2 separate regions of the Homo sapiens genome follow, and region 1 is linked to region 2. The links are chromatin loops, found by intact Hi-C in ENCODE. Cell type or tissue: heart right ventricle. All regions are shown on one strand. Each heading gives the region's core, and the rest is flanking DNA. Links, peaks and the distances in the headings are about the cores only.

Region 1 (8,000 bases), core at 1-8,000, 290 kb after region 2:
CTGATGGGTACTTATGTAATCTCTGTCTTCTTTCCAAGAGGCACAAAACTAGAATTTCTGGTCTCACCTTCAGTCCTAATAACTCTTTGCCTCCTGCCTTGCCATGAAATCTCTTCCCTAATTGTTTTTCTGCCACCATCACTCCTGTCCTTCCTATCAAAGACTACATGGTCTGGCTCAGGGACATTTACATTTATGTGTTAGAACTTTCTCAGGCTGTTATACCCCAACTTAATCTGGTCCTACCACACTTAAGTCTTTTGCCCATCTTCCCCCAGTGCCTTTGGCTCCCTTCTCTGGGCATAGCCTGAGACAGGGTTTCATGCTCTGCTTGGCCCACTCTCCACTCATCTGAGTACAGATTCCCCCTGGAATGTATTCCAAATAGCCCAGTGTTTCCCAAAGTGTGTTTTCTGGACCATCTGCTTCAGAGTCATGGAGTTGGGGTAGAGAAAGGGAAAAAAGGGATTTTTTTTAACATGCAGATTCCTGGGCTCGGTTCTCCAACCCCTAAACCAGACTGGGGACTGGAGGTGGGGGCAATTTTGAAAATATGCAGTTTTAATCCTTGACCCAGGATTGCGAAATATAGTAAAGTTTAAGAACCTCAGCAAGACCAGCCTTCTGGCTTCCCAGATTCTTTCTCCTTCAAGACCTGGCTCAGAAGATCAGAGACTCCCCTCCCGCAACACACAGGGTAATGTCAAAAGCCTGGGCCACACACCTTACACAAATCACTTAAACTCTCCAGGCCTTTCTCATCTTAAAGCAGGGGGCAGCATTGAAGTCACAAGTAGGAACAAGGACAGGACAGGTGACATCTAGACAGGAATGACGCTGGCCTGATGGGAATTAGGGGAACTGGAAGCTGCAAGCTTCAAGCAGGCAGCTGCTCCTCCAGTGCAGTCAATTGTGGCCAGATGGGAATGGGGCCCAGAGATGCCAAATCTTCTGAAATTTTTAGGGAAGCTAGAAATCAGAATTTCTATGTAACATTTCCCAATTTTTTTTTTTTTATTCTCTGGCTAATTTCTTTTTAACGGGCCAAATAAAATTACACATGTGGGGCATATTTTAGCTGTTGAGTCCACATTTGCAATCTCCAGACTAAGGCTCCCTAAGGTTGCTTTCCACACGAGAGTGCTGGCATACGGCGATCCTGAAGCCCCCTGGTTAAACAGGTTGTTCTGTTGCTGGTTGGAGCTTCCCAGCTGATCCCTCTGCTTTCCAGGAAAACCCCACAGCTCCCCTTGTTCTAAGAATCACTAAGGTTCTCAAAGCTTAGTGTGCATCACAGTCACTTGGAGGGCTTAGTTAAAACACAGCTTGTTGGGTCCTACCCGCAAAGTTTGCGATTCACAATGTCTGAGTTAGGACTTGAGAATCTGCGCTTCTTACAGACTCCCAGCTGCTGAAGCTGCTGGTCCAGTGTTGGCACGTTGAGAACCATGGCTGTAGACCCATTACTCACTACTTGTTACCTATGATGTTTGCTTTCTCCTTAAAACCAGCACTCAGGGCTGGGTGCGGTGGCTCATGCCTGTAACCTCAGCACTTTGGGAGGCCGAGACCGGTGTGGATCACCTGAGGTCAGGAGTTTGAGACCAGCCTGGCCAAACATGGCGAAACCCCGTCTCTACTAAAAGTACAAAAATTAGCCAGGTGTGGTGGCAGATGCCTGTAATCCCAGCTACTCAGGAGCCTGAGGCAGGAGAATCACTTGAACCCAGGATGTGGAGTGAGCCAAGATCGCGCCACTGCACTCCAGCCTGGGCAACATGAGTGAAACTCCATCTCAAAAAAAAAAAAAAAAAAAAAAGGAAAAGGAAAAAAGAAAAAAAAAAAGAAAACCATCACTCAGGTTTTAGCTTCTCTCTCATTCCTGAGTCACTTCGTACTGCAATACTTTGTGCCTTCCTGGTGTTGCTCACATGATCAAGAACTCATTTTAACAATAGCTGCCATGTTTGAGTGCTTACAGTGTGCCAGCCATTTGTCCAAACACTTTACTGTGTAATCGTCATCAGACCTTACTAAGGAAGGTATCATCCTCAATCTCTACATGAGGAAACCAAAGCCTGGTCTACATGAGGAAACCAAAGCCTGGAGAAGTTAAGTAACTGGCTTAATATCACAGAGTTTAGTGAATGGTAGAAACAAGGTCCCAACCCAAACTGTCTGGCTCCAGAGATTGGTTGTCATATAACTTATAGACCAAGCTGCAACACTTTTGAGAGTGACACGAGATACTATTAATAATTATGCCAGGACAACAGATATAAACCAAGACTGACCTTGGCAAACCAGGACATGAGGTTGTCCAACATATTCTGCCATTTTAAATGTACTCGTTGAATGGTTACAATCTTGTGAAAAGACGACAGGCTTTACAGCCAGCCAAATTCAGGCTTAATTGAGCAGAGGCGTGAAAGTACCCAACACAGTGCCTGCTGCATGGTAGGAAATCGGTAGATACCTGTTTCCTTCTGCCAAGTTTCTAATCCTTTGCTGGGCAACATGGGCAAGTGTAACATGTAGCCCTTATTCTGGAAGCCCTTACAATAGAGTTGATAGAAAAAAGGAACATAAATGAAAACTTTTAAAGATTATTCTAAGACTTTAGTAATCCGAGGCTGAGCATAAGAGTTCAGAGATGGTGATTCTCTTAGCTTTTGAATTTTTAGGTGAGTAGAAATTTGAACTGTGTCTTGAAGACTGAGTAGAAGGCAGGAAGGTTAGAATTGGGTATAGCTAAAGAAAGACTGAGTTTATTCAGAAGTGTCTCTGTGACATAAGTTTGTCAAATATTTCAGCTCCATTCCAACCATAGTAGTATTCCAGATACAATGAAACAGGGACACACTTTTGTTGTATTTTATTTTTTCAGTGTTGTGCACTCACGAACCCCTAGAGAGCCCAGATGAGGACTTGATTCTCCCAGGCATGGAAGGACAGACAGAGAAACTTCTTAGGAGCATTGGTCTGTGGTTTTCAAGACCTTCTGTTATTTAGGAATTTTGAACAAACTCCTGCCCCCGCAATGGTTTTCACAGTAAGAGCAACAGCTGCGGGGTACTTATTCCTCCCTGATTTATGTAAAAAGGAAGAGCAACTTCATCATACTTTTTCTCAGTCCCAAGTGCGGGAAATTCTAAACAGGCTCAACACCACCCTCTAGTGTGCACAAAGGGCGGACGTGGGAATTGAAGCCTGTTCATGACAAAGGCAGATGGTGAAGACTGGAGAAGGTAGAGGGAGAGAAACATCCTTGTATCTGCAGGAAGCCCATGAATTAATATATATCCAAGTGCTCTAAGGTAAAGTACTTCTTTAATAGAAAGATCTAAGGGAGCGCTTCCAAAAGAAAGAATATAATGTTCTGTGAAATACTAATCCCACGAGATTCCGTCCGCACGCGCTCTTTTTTTTTTTTTTTTTTTTTTTTATACTTTAAGTTCTAGGGTACATGTGCACAACGTGCAGGTTTGTTACATATGTATACATGTGCCATGTTGGTGTGCTGCACCCATTAACTCGTCATTTACATTAGGTATATCTCCTAATGCTTTCCCTCCCCCCTTCCCCCACCCCACTCTTAAAGTGCCCCACGGTTAACTAAGTTTGGAATCCTCTACACATCATTACAGTCTTCTGCAAGCCCCTGTTACAGCTTCAGTGTTTAGGAAAGCTGTTGGGAAGTTATGCAGTGATGAAAAATCCACTTCCCACAAACATTTGACCCCTGAACTTTTTTTTTTTTTTTTTTTTTTTACCTCTACAAGCCCCATGTCATCCCCTAACACAACTTCTCATGGAACGTACTTTGGGCAATGCTACTAGAAAAAGTACAAATGAAGTTCTTACCTCCGGCTTCCCATTTGATGAAACAAGTCCTGTCCCATAGGCTTCGATGGCTCCACTCTGCTTGCAAAGATCAAACTCTAAAGTAAACCAATAGAGCTGATCAAGGCACAAAATGGAAAAAGAATGGAGCGGTGACTGAAACCAAATATCTAATCAACAGTGCCAAGGACTGGAAGATCCCTCAAGAGGCTGAGAGGCAACCCAGTTCTTCCCCACTTCAACCCCATCCCGATCTTCAGGCAGGACAGAGAGCCTTCGTACTGCTCTCCTAATGCATCATCCTCAGTCCCCTGGACCCCGCTTCTTTCAAAGTTCAATTATATCTGAGGCTTAGTTCAAGGGTCCTCTTCTTCAAATCTTCTCATGACTCGGGGGCCCACTGAGCATTTCCTTTCCTTCAGTTAGATCACCCTTTCGTGTATTCATTAAAAGCACATTGAACACTTACCATATGCATGATACAGTGCTGGGAAATACAGATCTGAAATAGACAAAGATCCTACCCCCCAGAGGAGCTCACAATTTCTACCACTGGAAGAGGAATGAAGAGAAGACAACGAAGGCTCAGTTCTAAGGAAGGCTTCAGCAGATGAAGATACAGTAAGTTGCGGGCACATTGCCTTGTAGAACATATCCAACAGCATTCTCACCATGATCACATCAAGTTATCAGAACACAGCCTGCCTCAGGTTAAGCACTCTATGGATGTTAGCTTTTATTTGTGTTGTTATTATCATTCTTGCTATTATGTATTACATTTATGTTGTATTACTTTTTTTCTTATTCTACTGTTCCTGTACAATAAAATTGAAGGGTAAGATGCTATCTCCACCACAAATGGTTTAGTTTGTGAAATTACTGCAATACTCAGTGATTGCTGTGATTGCTGATAAATATCAATGCCAATGACACTTTATTCCTCTCCCTGTAAAATGATGCTACCAGTAACTATCTTTTCAGATTTCATTGATTCGTCAATTTTTCTTCATTCATTGAAATAATATAAGGTTTCCATTATGTGCCAGACTCTGTGCTAAGGAAAGGGAATATAATAATAAGACAGACAAAGTCCCTGCCCTCCTGGAGTTTGCTACATCTCAGAATTGTGGAGATTTCAGTGAGATTACTTTATATGTGTGCATTTTCTGATATGAAAGGCTGGGTAAATGTAGAGTATTATTATAACTTAACAACCCACCAACACTACTGCTGTCAAGCATAGCCTCCAGTCTCTGAAATAGAGAATCTCACTGTGCTTACCTGGCACAGTGCCTGGTTTCATAGGCACCTTCAGAAATGTCTGCTTAATGAATGAATGAGTGGAAGAATTAATTAGAAACATTATTACTAAATTTCATTTTCTACATAAATAATAATCATGATGAAATGAAGGGGGGTGAATGGGAATACCTATGAATTAGTCAACTCTTGTTACATGGTAATTATGACATTGTGTACTTTTTTATCATTGTCCTCCTAGCAACCATGGTGTTCAGTATCAATATTCTCATTTTACAGATGAGCATAAATGAAGTTCAGGGATATTAAGTAACTTTCCCAGGGCTTCAAAATTATAAGCACAAATAATAACGGAATCAGTGGCCTGAGAACACACTCACATTTTCCTTCTCCTTTAAGGGGTAGTTTCATTCTTTTCCCCAGACCCTATTTTATTATTGAGGAACATGGTCTTCTTTTCCAGATTAAACTAAATGGGGATGGATGAGGTGATGAGTTCCACCTAATGTGTCACAGCTGGAGATGCGTGTCATGGCCATTAACTGAAATTAATGCCCTGAAGGCAATCATTACCAACCCCAGCCTAATAGAAACCAAGGGCATCTCTGATAAAACAGTTTTGATTTCCTCCCAACATTTTCCAAATAAAGTGAAACAAACAACAGATTTCCTTAACACCAAAAGATGTGTTGTCGCTGAGCGGATTGAATCTTGATACAGAACTCAGTTACAAGGTAACAGGACCAAAGAAGGTCTAACAGTCACCTATTTGAACCGTTTTCTTGATGATGAATCTTCTCTAATGCTCCCTTCCCCAAATGCCCTCTAGCCTATGCTTGGATACTCCTAGTTGGAGAATTTCTTCATGCTTAAGATAGCCCATTTTATCTTTAGAGTGAGCTTATTGGAAAGTTCACTGCATGTTGAGCTGAAACCTGCTTCAAGTGGCTTCTCCTCATTGTTTCTAATTTTCTTCCTGGGAGTCACTAGGAAATGTGATTTGCCATCCCCAGGAATAGTGTTTCCAGACTACTCCTATGGTACTTGCTCTACTACACACTTATACACTCAATATTTTTATTCAACTCATTATAACTTTACCTATTTTAATCTACAACTAAGCAATAAAATCTGTGAAATCATAGGTTGATGTGTTAGCTTTATGGTTTTCTAACACATATTAATATTATTAATGTATTATTAATTATATATATTGTTTGTGTTATACATTATTTATATTAATGTATTATTAATTATATTATCATTAATGTATCAATGGTAGTATGGCCATCCCATTTGGGAAACACCATGCATATCCCTTCTCTGTATATACTAGTTGAAAATAACAGCCAATCTTCATCGAGTTTCCAGTTGGACAAACATTCTTAGTACTTTCAATTATATAATATAGAGTGAAATTAATTTACTACCTTGGTTATTTGCCTCCAATTTGTCTGTATGCCTATTTAGGTTTGGGGGCCAGTCTCAAATACAGTACTCTCATTATATATGCTATGATTTTATTAATCTGTGTTTCCATTAGCCTTGGAAGTCAGACTATGTATTTCTAAAGAGTTCACTGGTCCTCAACATCTTTAAGTCTTTGTTACCTGCACCAGCATATCATCCTTCCCCATCTTGTTCCTTCTTTTGGAAACAAGTATAAGAGCTTTCATCAATCCTCACTGCATTTCATCTTGGCCTATCAATTTATAACCTGCGAAGATGCTTGTTGATTCTGATTCTGTTACCTAAATTATTCATTTTCTCTCCAATCCTCTAATTATATATATATATTTGATAAACATGCATTTTGTATTTTCATGTAAATCACTGACAGGCATGTGGTCCTAGAAACTTGCTTCCAGATTAATATTGGTCCATCAATCATCTTGCTTTAGGCACTAGTTACTATAATCAAATCCATGTTTATTATTAATCCTCTAGAGGCTTTTGTCATTTAACATGGCCTATATAATACTCTGGTAATTACTTCTTACATACTGATGTACCACCCATATGAACACTTGATTTTTGTAAGATTACTAAAGAATTCTTTAAACATCACTCTACTCTGGAAGTTATAATAAGGATTATTGAGTTCCAACTTATCCATTTATTGGACCAAACACTTGACCTATACTGAGCATTTTAACTGCAATAAGTTCATAATAATAAAGATTACTATCCTGAAGATATTGGAGGAAGATATTGGAGATCCTGAAGATTTTTAAGGTCATAACACCAAGCTAAGTAACCTGGTTGGTAGGTGGAGAAGATAAGATTCAAACTCAGGTCTGTCTGACATCAAAGTCCAATCCATTTCTATTGTAAGATGGTCAGCTCAGAATGGAAAACGCATTTGGAAAAATGTCTGCTCTCACGTTTGCTGGGTATAGTGTCTGCATTTTGTACGCTAATATGTAACAGCTATCCTGGAAAAAATATCAGGTCCTTTTCTGAGGGCTTTGATTTTTTTAAAGAAAATTGTAGTCACATAATCTGCACAGAAGACAAGCTCCTATAGAAGATGAGGCATTCTTTGACCCTGCAAGGAGTCTCAGTGTGGAAGCTCTGAGCAGAGAGCAGCAGCAGGGTGCATGCACACTTAAGTTTTGCACAGTGAGGCAATACTTTTAAAAGCTGGTATATTAAGCCAGATCAGAATTTAAAATGAGCTTATCTGTGATCTCTAACTGTGGCATAATTCCATAAGAAGAAGAAATGAATGTCTAGATTTATCCCCCGATCCTGAAGCAACTGCCACTGCAGCTAACACTAGCTTGCTTCTGCTTGATGGATAGCATAGTAGTATCATCTCTAACCATAGTACTCTCCAATGTACATTTATGGACACATAAGCAATCCAGCTCCTCTCCCTTTAAGAGTTGCTGTCC
Region 2 (12,681 bases), core at 1-8,000:
AAAAGAAAGAAAGGACGATAAGACCCTCTCCAGCAAACTCTACAATTTTAACCCTGAAGTGACTGGGGTAAAGTAGATTGGAAGACAGCACTCGGGTGACCCCTTGTCCCAGTTGCCAAGTGAGAGGTGTGATCTCATTTCCTAGAACCTATGGAGGGGCAGGCAGCATTGGATTGGTCCCTTTAGGGCACTGTCTCATACTTTTTCTCCTGCGATGAGGCAAAGACTATGCCGAGCTGTAAAACCCAACTGAAATAGAACATTTTTCTTTATTCTTCTACTAGGCTGCCTGTCACTGTCCCCTCCCCACCCCACCACTCTGGGAGAAGGGTACCTGGGGGGCAAACAATTTTCCTGTTGTTTGAATTTTCCATATAACTCAAACCTGTGTGTGTGTGTGTGTGTGTGTGTGTGTGTGTGTGTGTGTATGACAGAGGGAGTCTGTGTGCCAGAGTGTGTTTTCTTTCTCTGATTTTTGTGTATTCTAAATAACACCAGCTGGCTAGCAATACCCTCTCGAGGGTTATGATGTCATTCAAATCCCTCAACTGGGTGACTGGCCGGCAACATGGTCCAAGCCAGCTGTTTTGCTATTTATAATGTACACTTGCCTTTGCCATTGAGAATTCAGTTCTGATCTTTTGTCGATACAGTTTGTACCTATTTCCCTTTGGTTTTGTGAAGCAGTAGATAAGAAAGTGAATTATAAAATAAGGTTGCAAAAGCCCAGAGCAGACATACCTCTTTCCCTAGAGAGCTCTCCAGGCCTGGTTTCCCAGGAGTGGTGGAAATAACCTGGACCTTGAATTTTTTCTTTTTTTTTTTTTCCACATGACTCTCAGGGGACTGACACATCAACTGAAAACACAGTTCTGCTTGAAATCCTACTCTGGCTCTTTGTGTTATCCTGGGGCCAGAAATTTGTTTGTAGAAGTGGGTGCCCTAACAAAAAACAAACAAACCTGCTTTGTTTGGAAGGGGGTTGGGTTTGTTTGAGTCTTCTGTGTGGTTAATACATTGTAGCAATGTTTACCTTTCAGAAATCAAAGTTAGAAATCTGGAATTATGTTGTGTCAATGGTGCACTATGTTCAGCAACATTTTGTGAGCTCTACTATGTGCCCAACTACAACATCCCTAGGAAAACAAAGAGGAATAAGATATGGTCAAGTCCCTTCAGGGGCTTTCAGCTGAATGTCAGAGACAAAGAGGAAAACTTCACAGTCATATGATGGGCATGTGCTCTTTTAAAAACATGAACAGTGCACAATGAGAGGGAGTGACACATTCTCTGGGAAGACAGGGGAGTAAAATCTTTTGGAAAATCCAAAATGAGGGAGGCAGATTGTGTCATGAGAGGCTTTGGGGTACCATGTTGGGAAATTTCAGTGGGTGGGATTTGACCCAAAGAGCACACTAAGAGGTATCATCAAGAGGTGGCCTAGTAGGTGGCCCTGGATTATTCTTAATGCAGGGATTATCCACATGTGCAGATGTGTGAGTAATCCCTGCATTTAATAATAATCCGTGGCTTCCTTTAATAAGCTCTCTTTGTACACTTGATTTGTGACAAATCTTTTTCTTTTCTGCAGTTTTTGTGGATCACACCCTTTCTGAAAAATGTCTATTCTCTTACAGACTTTGAGGATGTAGATTGTATAAAACAATAGAGCTGATCTCACCTGTCTTCCAGATGAGAAAAAACCTCTTTAACCAAGTTTGGAGAGTCAGATACTGGCTGGAGTCTTGGTGCTAAGTTCTTGTTCCAACATTGGACACCATTACAGGTGAAGGCCAGGACTTTGTTTAACCCCTTCCCACTGCAGTTTTAGCATACTTTAATTGTTCCAAGATGTCCTAGAAGCTAACTATATGTCTCCAAGTCTATCACCCATTTTGATGTTCTCTCTTGGCATGCTCGGTGCACAGATATAACCTTATCCACAAGCATTTCATATGAAAGGCTGTTTTGGGGACAGATGCTGTACTCCAGCGATATTGACACACTGACTCACAGTCTCTCGGTTTTGTAACCCCAATTACCCTTAAAGGATAATTAGGTTTTAATTTATGTCCTAGTTTTTATGTCACAATCAAAGAAAACTGAAATTTCAGTGAGTCGTAATTGTCATCAGCTGTGCTTTGGAAACATTCCAATGAGAGCTATCAGTTTCCAATGGGGGAAGCAATTTCCTGAGGTGATTAATGTATATTTCAATTTGGAGAATGGTCTATATTTTTGGACAGGGTGAGCCAGCAATGGATCAGGGCAATAATTCCTAGAGAAAAGGTCATTTTCTTGGCTAATTCCAGGAGTCAATATGAAAATGAAAGAGCAATAAACATGCCACCAGATTACTTTTTAATGGCTAAGTGATGTACCTGTTTAGGAGTAAAAGAAATGAATGCACCTATTACTACAAATCCAAGGTAGTAGTAAATCTAAAGCCCAAGAGGAGTTCAGGTTATGAAGTCCCATTGGAGAGAAACATCTAGGGTCATTATAAAAGTATGGAATGATTATGTAGTCTCCTGCCTGCAAAAATCTGACAGTGAGATATGGCCACCAAAATAGCTAACCGCAAGGATGTGCTTATCATAAGAACATCCACTCCTGGAAATTCAGAGATTCACAGTTTCACCTTTTGCATGTGTAATGCCTGTGGGATATAAATAACTCTCCCCTAAAGCCTTCTTCTTGAGTAGCATATTTGCATAAAGCTACAGCCTCAGAAAACTTCTGACACCTTTCGCACACACACAGAAAAAATTGTTCATTTCCTTAAAGGGTGAGCTGGCTAAGGTACACAGAAAGCAGGGGTGGGGTGGGCAAGGAGGCCCTCCCTGTCTTCCCCCCAACTTTTTTTTTCTTCTCAAGCCATGTTCCCAGTCTTTCCTGTGTTAACTGGAGAGGCGTTCATCCAAAAGGTAATTTCATATCCATGTACAATAGGGCATATTTACAATTTATTTCATGAATGTCTTTGCTTACTCCCAAGGAAAGCTCAGAATGGACATTTGGAGGTAAGGGAATTTTGGAATCAAATAAAGGGTGAGGCTTAAGGTTCTAGGGCAACCACCAGGCAAAGAACTTGGGGGAAACTATTGGATGTTTCTTTTGGATCATGGTTTGTGAGGAGGGTTGGTCATGGGTTGCTCAAACTAATGTTGGAGGTCAAGAACTTGTCAATTCAGAATATAAAACTCAGAGGAAAGACAGGGCCTCAAAAACTCAACATGCTGCCGAGCAAGGGGCCTAATGTCAGCTCCAAAACATCTGCTCAGAAAGATTCCTGTGATTCCCCAGGAAGATTTGCTCAAAGGAGCTGCTCTAACTCCTTAAAGAAGTGTTTCGCCCACGACTAGGGAAAACAGAAATAGGGAGGAGAAATCCTCTCACTAAAGAAATCAATGCTTTCTTTTCAACATCAAACTTGGATCTTATTTCTTCTAAAATGTCAAAAGGGCAAATACTGGAAACAGAAACGAAACTGTTGTGGTTGTGTGAGCAAAGTAATTCTTCGTTATGGCAGAGGAGAAGTCACGGCATGGGGTAAGGATGGGTTGGTGGAGTGAGAGAACTTGAGGACTCGTCACGCTTGCCCCACGTTGCATAAAATGTGGGGAAAAGAGACACCAACGCCAAACTTCAGGGGCAGGACCCACATAAATGCTTTCTTGGGGAATAAAAAAATGTGCGCGCCCTCTAGTGGACTTCTGAGAAACTGCCACTGCACTCTTGACCGTGGATGCGTTCTGGCAGGAGTGGGTTTTTTTTTTGAAAGCTCTGGATTTAAATACATTTTAAGCTACACTTATCTTTAGTTTTATTAAGTCTTTTGAAATAAGTAAGATAGATGTTCAACTCACTGTAGTTTAAAAAGGGGAAGATTGATAAGGGGGAAAGAAAGATCATAAACTTCATCAGGGCATGGATGGATTCCTCATGGCCATATTCCCAGCACTTAACTCCGGGTGCATGAGCTCAAAACATTTTGTTGAATGAATGCAAGTCTGGAAAACAAATGATGATAAAGGTAAAATATAAAAATTGCACAAACTCTTTAAGAGTAAAATAACCAACCTCCTCATTTTATAAGAAAAATAAGACCAGGAAGAGGGGCTGTTGGAGGATAGAAAAATGACTTCTCGAGAAGCAAGACAAATTTAGGTGCTCACAAAATAGAATTCAAACCCAGTCTCCTTGTCTGTTCTGCAGTATTTCTATCATGTTAGTTTTCAAAATGTGGGTTATAACACCCCTGGTCAAAGACGTGGCGTTAAAGAATCACTTAAGTATAGAGATGATTCCATTTACAATTCCCTTTCTGATCCTGAATCTCCAAAGGAGAAAGTCTCAGTTTGGCGCTAGTCTGTCTTCAGTGCTTCCCTAGCACTCATTAGTCTCTCTTTATTTTATTTTTTAATTTAATTTTTAATTTTTGTGGGTATGTAGTAGGTATATATATTTATGGGACACGTGAGATATTTTGATACAGGCATGAAATGTGAAATAAACACATCATGGAGAATTGGGTATCCATCCCCTCAAACATTTATCCTTTGTGTTGCAAAAACCTCTCGTTTTAACAACCAAAAAGTGAATCTCAAGTCCAAAATCTTTCCAGACAGAAGTTCCTATTTTGTTTTTATGGAATTTGCTTTTAAGCAAAACTTCTATTTAAGGCAAATGATGCTATATTTAAAAAAGATATTTTAAAGTTTAGTTTTAAAATGTATGTATATAAGTCTTAAGAACATCAAGTCAAGAAAAACATATATATTTAAAGTAAGTAAATAATTTGACAGGTGGCCGACCGTTATGACACACAATTGTAGGTGGTGTTTGAAACCCTGATGTTTGGAAATCACTACAATAACATGTCATTGTGTTAGAAAAACAAATACATAGCCACAACATAAAGACAGGGAACAAAGACCCTCTACATAAAAAGATGCCACCATATAAATGCATTAATTACATTTCTAGATAATTTTGATCTCCATTAAGCTCACTCATTTTTCACTTCAGTCTTTCATAGAGACTGGAAATGTTGAAGAGGGGTTGGCAGACAGAAAAGCATCTGAGTTAGGCCTTGAAGCATGAATTCACCACCAAGATGGAAAAACAATGATAAAGGCTATTCCAGGCAGAGGGAACAGCATGAGCAAACTTACGTAGGCATGAGAAAGTTCACAGTGATGGGGGGATGTGGGAGATGAGGCTGTGGCTGTGAGCTCAGAGTCCTACCTGTGGAACCCTTTTACCTCCCACTCCCCGTCAGTAGCCTCCTTCACACAGTTGGATGACTTGAAAACAGTCTTAATTTCCTCATGTTCCCTTGTACACAAAGATTTGTGTGTAACTAAGTCTGTGATTAACTCTGGGAATGGCACAGTGCCTCAAGGTAAATATGTAATAGCAGACGTGGGTTACATCAGAGCCTAGGCCCACAAGAGGCAGGCCTGGGTAAGAACTGAGGTACCTATTGATCATCTATTCACCTTTCCAGATATTCCATTTGTAAAGCTTAATTGCAGTGTTTATACTTTGGGAGGTAGATTTTAATGATTACACTTGATAAAGATTTTTCACTGTAAGAGTTGAGGCAAGATCTTGTTTCTGGGGAGCAGTGAACTCTCTAGGAATGCAGGTTCATCAGAGCATCACATACTTCATGTGGGCTGATTAAGGAAGTTTTATTATGCTCCGTGAAAGCAGGGCATGGAGCCCCAGACTCAATCTTTTACCTCAAGGTGGCTAACTGGGGAAACTTCTCAGGGTGCTTCCTGTTGGGGTCCCCTTTATAAACAGAAGTTAGGACACTCAATTGCAGCGGGGATGCTGCATCCAGAAGAGCCCTTTGTAATGCTCTACCTGGGAAGCACATACCCTTCAAAATAGTATCTTGTCCTGTCTGGGTGCTGTGGCTCAAGCCTGTAATCCCAGTGCTTTGGGAGGCAGAAGCGGGCGGATCACCTGAGGTCGGGAGTTCAAGACCAGCCTGACCAACATGGTGAAACCCCATCTCTACTAAAAATACAAAAAGAATTAGCGGGGTGTGGTGGCGGGTGCCTGTAATCCCAGCTACTCGGGAGGCTGAGGCAGGAGAATCGCTTGAACCCAGGAGGCAGAGGTTGTGGTGAGCCAAGATCGTGCCATTGTGCTCCAGCCTGGGCAACGAGAGAAAAACTCCATCTCAAAAAAAAAAAAAAAAAAAAAAAGTACCTTGTCCTCTGCCCAGCACAAACCCTTTAACACGAGTTAAACACCTTGCAGACACTCAGATATTCTTAGGACACCCTTTGCTCCTTTCATAATACCTTGGTGAAGACCTCAGCTTCTTTCGGAGCTCCAGATAAAATGTTAAGCCCAGTTGTATTAGTCATGGTTCTCCAGAGAACCAAAATCAACAGGATGTATACAAGTATATATAGAGAGGTTTATTTTAGGGAATTGGCTCACATGATTGTGGCAGCTTGGAAAGTCAAAGTCTGCAGGGTAGACCAGCAGGCTGGAGAACCAGGGAGGGGAGCAAAGGCAGTCTGCTAGCAGAATTTCTTCTTCTGAGGAAGAGGTCAGTCTCTTTTTATTAAGGCCTTCAACTGATTAGATGAGACCACTCGCATTATGGAGGTAATCTCCTTTGCTCAAAGTCTACTGACTTACATGTTAATCTCACCTTAAAAAGTCACAGAGACATGTACAATGATGCTTGACAAAGTATTTGGGTACTGTGGCCTAGCTAAGTGGACACATAAAATTAACCATCGTATCAGTGCCTCTCAAAAGGTGCGCTCACTGGTCCTCCCTCACTAAAACTGAGTAGTAATAATACTATTTTCCAAGTGGCAAAAAAGAAAACCCAAGTTAATAAATTATATTTTCCAATTCTAAGTTTTCTTACTCATTTTTCTTTCACCTGTGGCTCCTGCACTTACTGTTTCTTGATCATTTCCAAAGAGAAGTTGTGACCACTTGACTTGGCTGTGTCATTAATATTGTATGAAGATGACACTCATTGGCAACAAGAAAATAAACAGTGGGTTTTTTTTTGTCTTATTCTAGAACGCACACAGCACTCAAACACATGCAAACAAATACAAAAATAGGCACCTGTGCTTAGTTTCTCTAGATAATAAGAAGTACACTCATTCCCTCATAAGAAAGTTAGCTGTTTAGACCAATGGAGAGAAGTTTCAAGCCTAAGGTGATATTTGAGTTGGGATGATTTCCTGCCCTTTAGCAACAATGAGAGAGAGCTTTTACAACATGTTTATGCCTCTAGAGACTGACTCTGTGCCTGACCCTATGTGGGACTATGAACCTTTGTGTAGCATGAGGCAAGTGATTTTTAGCACCTCTAATACTTTTTTGCATTTTTTTTTTTTACCTTAAGCAGGTATTTTACAGTCAGGAAAAGTCTCCCAAAACAATGATTGGAAACATGATTGATAGGTGCTCTTTGTACCATCTGTTCTTAGTGTTGACTGAAAATGTAGCATATACATGTGTGTTTATGTGGATGTGTATTTTTTAAATTATACTTTAAGTTCTGGAATACATGTGTGGACGGTGCAGGTTTGTTACATAGGTATACATGTGCCATGGTGGTTTGCTGCACCCATCAACCTGTCATCTATATTAAGTATTTCTCCTAATGCTATCCCTCCCCTAGCCTCCCACGCCAGAAAGGCCCTGGTGTGTGATGTTCCCATCCCTGTGCCCATGTGTTCTCATTGTTCAACTCCCACATATAAGTGAGAACATGCGACATTTGGTTTTCTGTTCCTGTGTTAGTTTGCGGAGAATGATGTCCCTGCAAAGAACATGAACTCATTCTTTTTTATGGCTGCATAGTATTCTATGGTATGTATGTGCCATATTTTCTTTATCCAGTCTATCATTGATGGGTATTTGGGTTGGTTCCAAGTCTTTGCTATTGTGAATACTGCCACAATAAACATACGTGTGCATGTGTCTTTATAGTAGCATGATTTATAATCCTTTGGGTATATACCCAGTAATGGGATTGCTGGGTCAAATTGTATTTCTGGTTCTAGATCCTTGAAGAATTGCCACACTGTCTTCCACAATGGTTGAACTAATTTACACTCCCATCAACAGTGTAAAAGCATTTCCTCTATTTCTCCAAATCCTCTTCAGCATCTGTTGTTTCCTGGCTTTTTAATGATCGCCATTCTAACTGGCATGAGATGGTATCTCATTGTGGTTTTGATTTGCATTTCTCTAATGACCAGTGATGAAGAGCTTTTTTCATATATTTTTTGGCCACATAAATGTCTTCTTTTGAAAAGTGTCTGTTCATATCCTTTGCCCACTTTTTGATGGGGTTGTTTGTTTTTTTCTTGTAAATTTGTTTAAGTTCTTTGTAGATTCTGGATATTAGCCCTTTGTCAGATGGATACGTTGCAAAAATCTTCTCCCATTCTGTAGGTTGCCTGTTCACTCTGATGATAGTTTCTTTTGCTGTGCAGAAACTCTTTAGTTTAATTAGATCCCATTTGTCAATCTTGGCTTTTGTTGCAATTGCTTTTGGTGTTTTAGTTATGGAGTGTTTGCCTATGCCTATGTCCTGAATAGTATTGCCTAGGTTTTCTTCTAAGATTTTTATGGTTTTAAGTCTTCCATTTAAGTTGTTAATTCATCTTGAGTTAATTTTTGTATAAGGTATAAGGAAGGGGTCCAGTTTCAGTTTCCTGCATATGGCTAGCCAGTTTTCCCAGCACCATTTATTAAATAGGGAACCCTTTCTCCATTGCTTGTTTTTGTCAGGACAAAAACCTCCATTGCAGGTTTGTCAAAGATCAGATGGTTGTAGATGTGTGGCACTATTTCTGAGGCCTCTGTTCTGTTCCATTGGACTATTTATCGGTTTTGGTACCAGTACCATGCTGTTTTGGTTACTGTAGCCTTGTAGTGTAGTTTAAAGTCAGGTAGCATGATGCCTCCACTTTGTTCCTTTTGCTTAGGATTGTCTTGGCTACACGGGCATTTTTTTGGTTCCATATGAAATTTAAAGTAGTTTTTTTTTTTCTAATTCTGTGAAGAAAGTCAATGGTACCTTGATGGGAATAGCATTGAATCTATAAATTACTATGGGCAGTATGACCATTTTCACAATATTGATTCTTCCTATCCATGAGCATAGAATATTTTTTCATTTGTTTGTGTCCTCTCTGATTTCCTTGAGCAGTGGTTTGTAGTTCTCCTTGAAGAGGTCCTTCACATCCCTTGTTAGTTGTATTTCTAGGTATTTTATTCTCTTTGTAGCAATTGCTAATGGGAGTTCACTCATGATTTGGCTCTCTGTTTGTCTGTTATTGGTGTATAGGAATGCTTGTGAATTTTGCACATTGACTTTGTATCCTGAGACTTTGCTGAAGTTGCTTATCAGCTTAAGGAGATTTGGGGCTGAGATGATGGGGTTTTCTTAATACACAATCATGTCATCTACAAACAATTTGACTTCCTCTCTTCCCATTTGAATATGCTTTGTTTCTTTCTCTTGCTTGATTGCCCTGGCCAGAATGTCCAATAATGTGTTGGATAGGAGTGCTGAGAGAGGGCATATTTGTCTTGTGCTGGTTTTCAGAGGGAATGCTTCCAGCTTTTGCCCATTCAGTATGATATTGGCTGTGGGTTTGTCATAATTAGCACTTACTATTTTGAGATATGTTCCACTGATACCTAGTTTATTGAGAGTTTTTAGCATGAAGGGCTGTTGAATTTTATTGAAGGACTTTTCTGCATCTCTTGAGATAATCATGTGGTTTTTGTCATCGGTTCTGTTTATGTGATGGATTATGTTTATTGGTTTGCATATGCTGAACCAGCCTTGCATCCCAGGGATGAAGCTGACTTGGTCATCATGGATAAGCTTTTTGATGTGCTGCTGGATTCGGTTTGCTAGTATTTTATTGAGGATTTTTGCATTGACGTTCATCAGGGATATTGGCCTGAAATTTTCTTTTTTTGTTGTGTCTGTGCCAGGTTTTGGTATCAGAATGATGCTGGCTTCATAAAATGAGTTAGGGAGGAGTCCCTCTTTTTCTCTTGTTTGGTATAGTTTCAGAAGGAATGGTACCAGCTCCTCTTTGTACCTCTGGAAGAATTTGGCTGTGAATCCATCTGGTCCTGAGATTTTTTTAGTTGGTAGGCTATTAATTACTGCCTCAATTTCAGTACTTGTTATTGGTTTATTCAGGGATTCGACTTCTTCCTGGTTTAGTCTTGGCAGGGTGTATGTGTCCAGCAATTTATCCATTTCTTCTAGATTTTCTAGTTTGTTTGCATAGAGATGTTTATAGCATTATCTGATGGTAGTTTGTATTTCTGTAGGATCAGTGGTGATATCCCCTTTATTATTGTTTATTGTGTCTATTTGATTCTTCTCTCTTTTCTTCCTTATTAGTCTGGCTAACAGTCTATCTATTTTGTTAATCTTTCAAAAAACCAGCTCCTGGATTCATTGATTTTTTTGATGGGTTTTTCGTGTCTCTATGTCTTTCAGTTCTGCTCTGATCTTAGTTATTTCGTGTCTTCTGCTAGCTTTTGAATTTGTTTGCTCTTGCTTCTCTAGTTCTTTTAATTTTGATATTAGGGTGTCAATTTTTGATCTTTTCTCCTCTTTCCTGTGGGCATTTAGTGCTATAAATTTCCCTCGAAACCTTGCTTTAGCTGTGTCCCAGAGATTCTGGTACATTGTGTCTTTGCTCTCATTGGTTTCAAAGAACTTATTTATTTCTGCCTTCATTTTGTTATTTACCCAGTATTCATTAAGGAGTAGGTTGTTCAGTTTTTATGTAGTTGTGAAGTTTTGAGTGAGTTTCTTGATCCTGAGTTCTAATTTGATTGCACTGTGGTCCGAGAGACTGTTTGTTATGATTTCTATTCTTTTGCATTTGCTGAGGAGTGTTTTACTTCCAATTATGTGGTCAGTTTTAGAATAAGTGTGATGTGGTGCTGAGAAGAATGTATATTCTGTTGATTTGGGGTGGAGAGTTCTGTAGATGTCTATTAGGTCCACTTGGTCCAGAGCTGAGTTCAAGTCCTGAATATCCTTGCTAATTTTCTGTCTCACTGATTTGTCTAATATTCACAGTGGGGAGTTAAACTCTCCTACTATTATTGTGTGGTGTATTTAGGATAGTTAGTTCTTCTTGTTGCATTGATCCCTTTACCATTATGTAATACCCTTTGTCTTTTTTGATCTTTGTTGGTTTAAAGTCTGTTTTATCAGAGACTAGGATTGCAACCTCTGCTTTTTTTTTGCTTTCCATTTGCTTGGTAAATCTTCCTCCATCCCTTTATTTTGAGCCTGTGTGTGTTTGCATGTGAGATTGGTCTCCTGAATACAGCACACTGGTGGGTCTTGACTCTTTATCCAATTTGCCAGTCTGTGCCTTTTAATTGGGGCATTTAGCCCATTTACATATAAGGTTAATATTGTTATGTGTGAATTTGAACCTATCATTATGATGTTAGCTGCTTATTTTGCCCATTAGCTGGTGCAGTTTCTTCATAGTGTTGATGATCTTTAAGGTACCAGTTTTTCCTTTACACATTTAGTGCTTCCTTCAGGAGTTCTTATAAGGCAGGCCTGCTGGCGACAAAATCCCTTAGCATTTGCTTGTCTGTAAAGGATTTTATTTCTCCTTCACTTATGAAGCTTAGTTTGGCTGGATATGAAATTCTGGGTTGAAAATTCTTTTTTTTTCAGAATGTTGAATATTGGCCCCCACTTTCTTCTGGCTTGTAGGTTTTCTGCAAAGAGATCTGGTCTTAGTCTGATGGGCTCCCCTTTGTGGGTAACCCAACCTTTCTCTCTGTCTGCCCTTAACATTTTTTCCTGCATTTCAACCTTGGTGAATCTGACAATTATGTATCTTGGGGTTGCTCTTCTCGAGAAGTATCTTTGTGGTGTTCTCTGTATTTCCTGAATTTGAGTGTTTGCCTGTCTTGCTAGGTTGGGGAAGTTCTCCTGGATAATATCCTCAAGTGTGTTTTCCAACTTGCTTCCATTCTCCCTGTCACTTTCAGATACACCATTCAAATGTAGGTTTGGTCTTTTTCACACAGTCCCATATTTCTTGGAGGCTTTGTTCATTCCTTTTTATTCTTTTTTCTCTAATCTTGTCTTCCTGCTTTATTTCATTAAGTTGATCTTCAATCTCTGATATCCATTCTTCCACTTGATCGATTTGACTATTGATACTTGTGTATGCTTCACAAAGTTCTCAAGCTCTTTTTTTCAGCTCCATCAGGTCATTTATGTTAGTCTCTTAAGTGGTTATTGTAGTTAGCAATTCCTGTAACCTTTTATCAAGGTTCTTAGCTTCCTTGCATTGGGTTAGAACATGCTCCTTTAGCTTGGAGGTGTTTGTTATTACCCACCTTCTGAAGCCTACTCTGTCAATTCATCAAACTCATTCTATGTCCAGTTTTGTTCCCTTGCTGGTGAGGAGTTGTGATCCTTTGGAGGAGAAGAGGCATTCTGGTTTTTGGAATTTTCAGCCTTTTTGTGCTGGTTTTTCCTCATCTTCGTGGATTTATCTACCTTTGGTCTTTGCTGTTGGTGATCTTCGGATGGAGATTTTTGTTGATGTTGATGCTATTGCTTTCTATTTGTAAGTTTTCCTTCTAACAGTCAGGCCCCTC

The links. Hi-C counts contacts between places; a loop is a spot of excess contacts. Peaks named below come from ENCODE experiments on the same cell type or tissue, not always from the same donor. Only the 100,000 strongest peaks of a DNase experiment are listed, where the experiment ranks them.
Region 1: a loop joins it to region 2, with 5 times the contacts of the local background. A loop is called at or near these places in 6 of 110 quality-filtered maps.

What each region holds. Positions count from the first base shown.
Region 1 is chr12:102,766,581-102,774,580 of GRCh38, forward strand. No RefSeq gene overlaps it. Among named protein-coding and RNA genes, the nearest start is that of LINC00485, 54 kb to the right of the region's middle. In heart right ventricle, for the core only: a CTCF peak has its summit at 3,174 (motif pointing left); a DNase peak (open chromatin) is centred at 3,171.
Region 2 is chr12:102,480,962-102,493,642 of GRCh38, forward strand. LINC02456 (long intergenic non-protein coding RNA 2456) reads left to right here. Exons shown (of 13, transcript XR_007063427.1): 11 at 1-2,927. It also overlaps a transcript of IGF1 not described here. Among named protein-coding and RNA genes, the nearest start is that of IGF1, 6.7 kb to the left of the region's middle. RefSeq lists enhancers at 2,832-2,891, 3,424-3,483. In heart right ventricle, for the core only: CTCF peaks have their summits at 3,713 (motif pointing left) and 3,913; a DNase peak (open chromatin) is centred at 3,660; H3K4me3 peaks cover 571 bases; H3K27ac peaks cover 2,263 bases.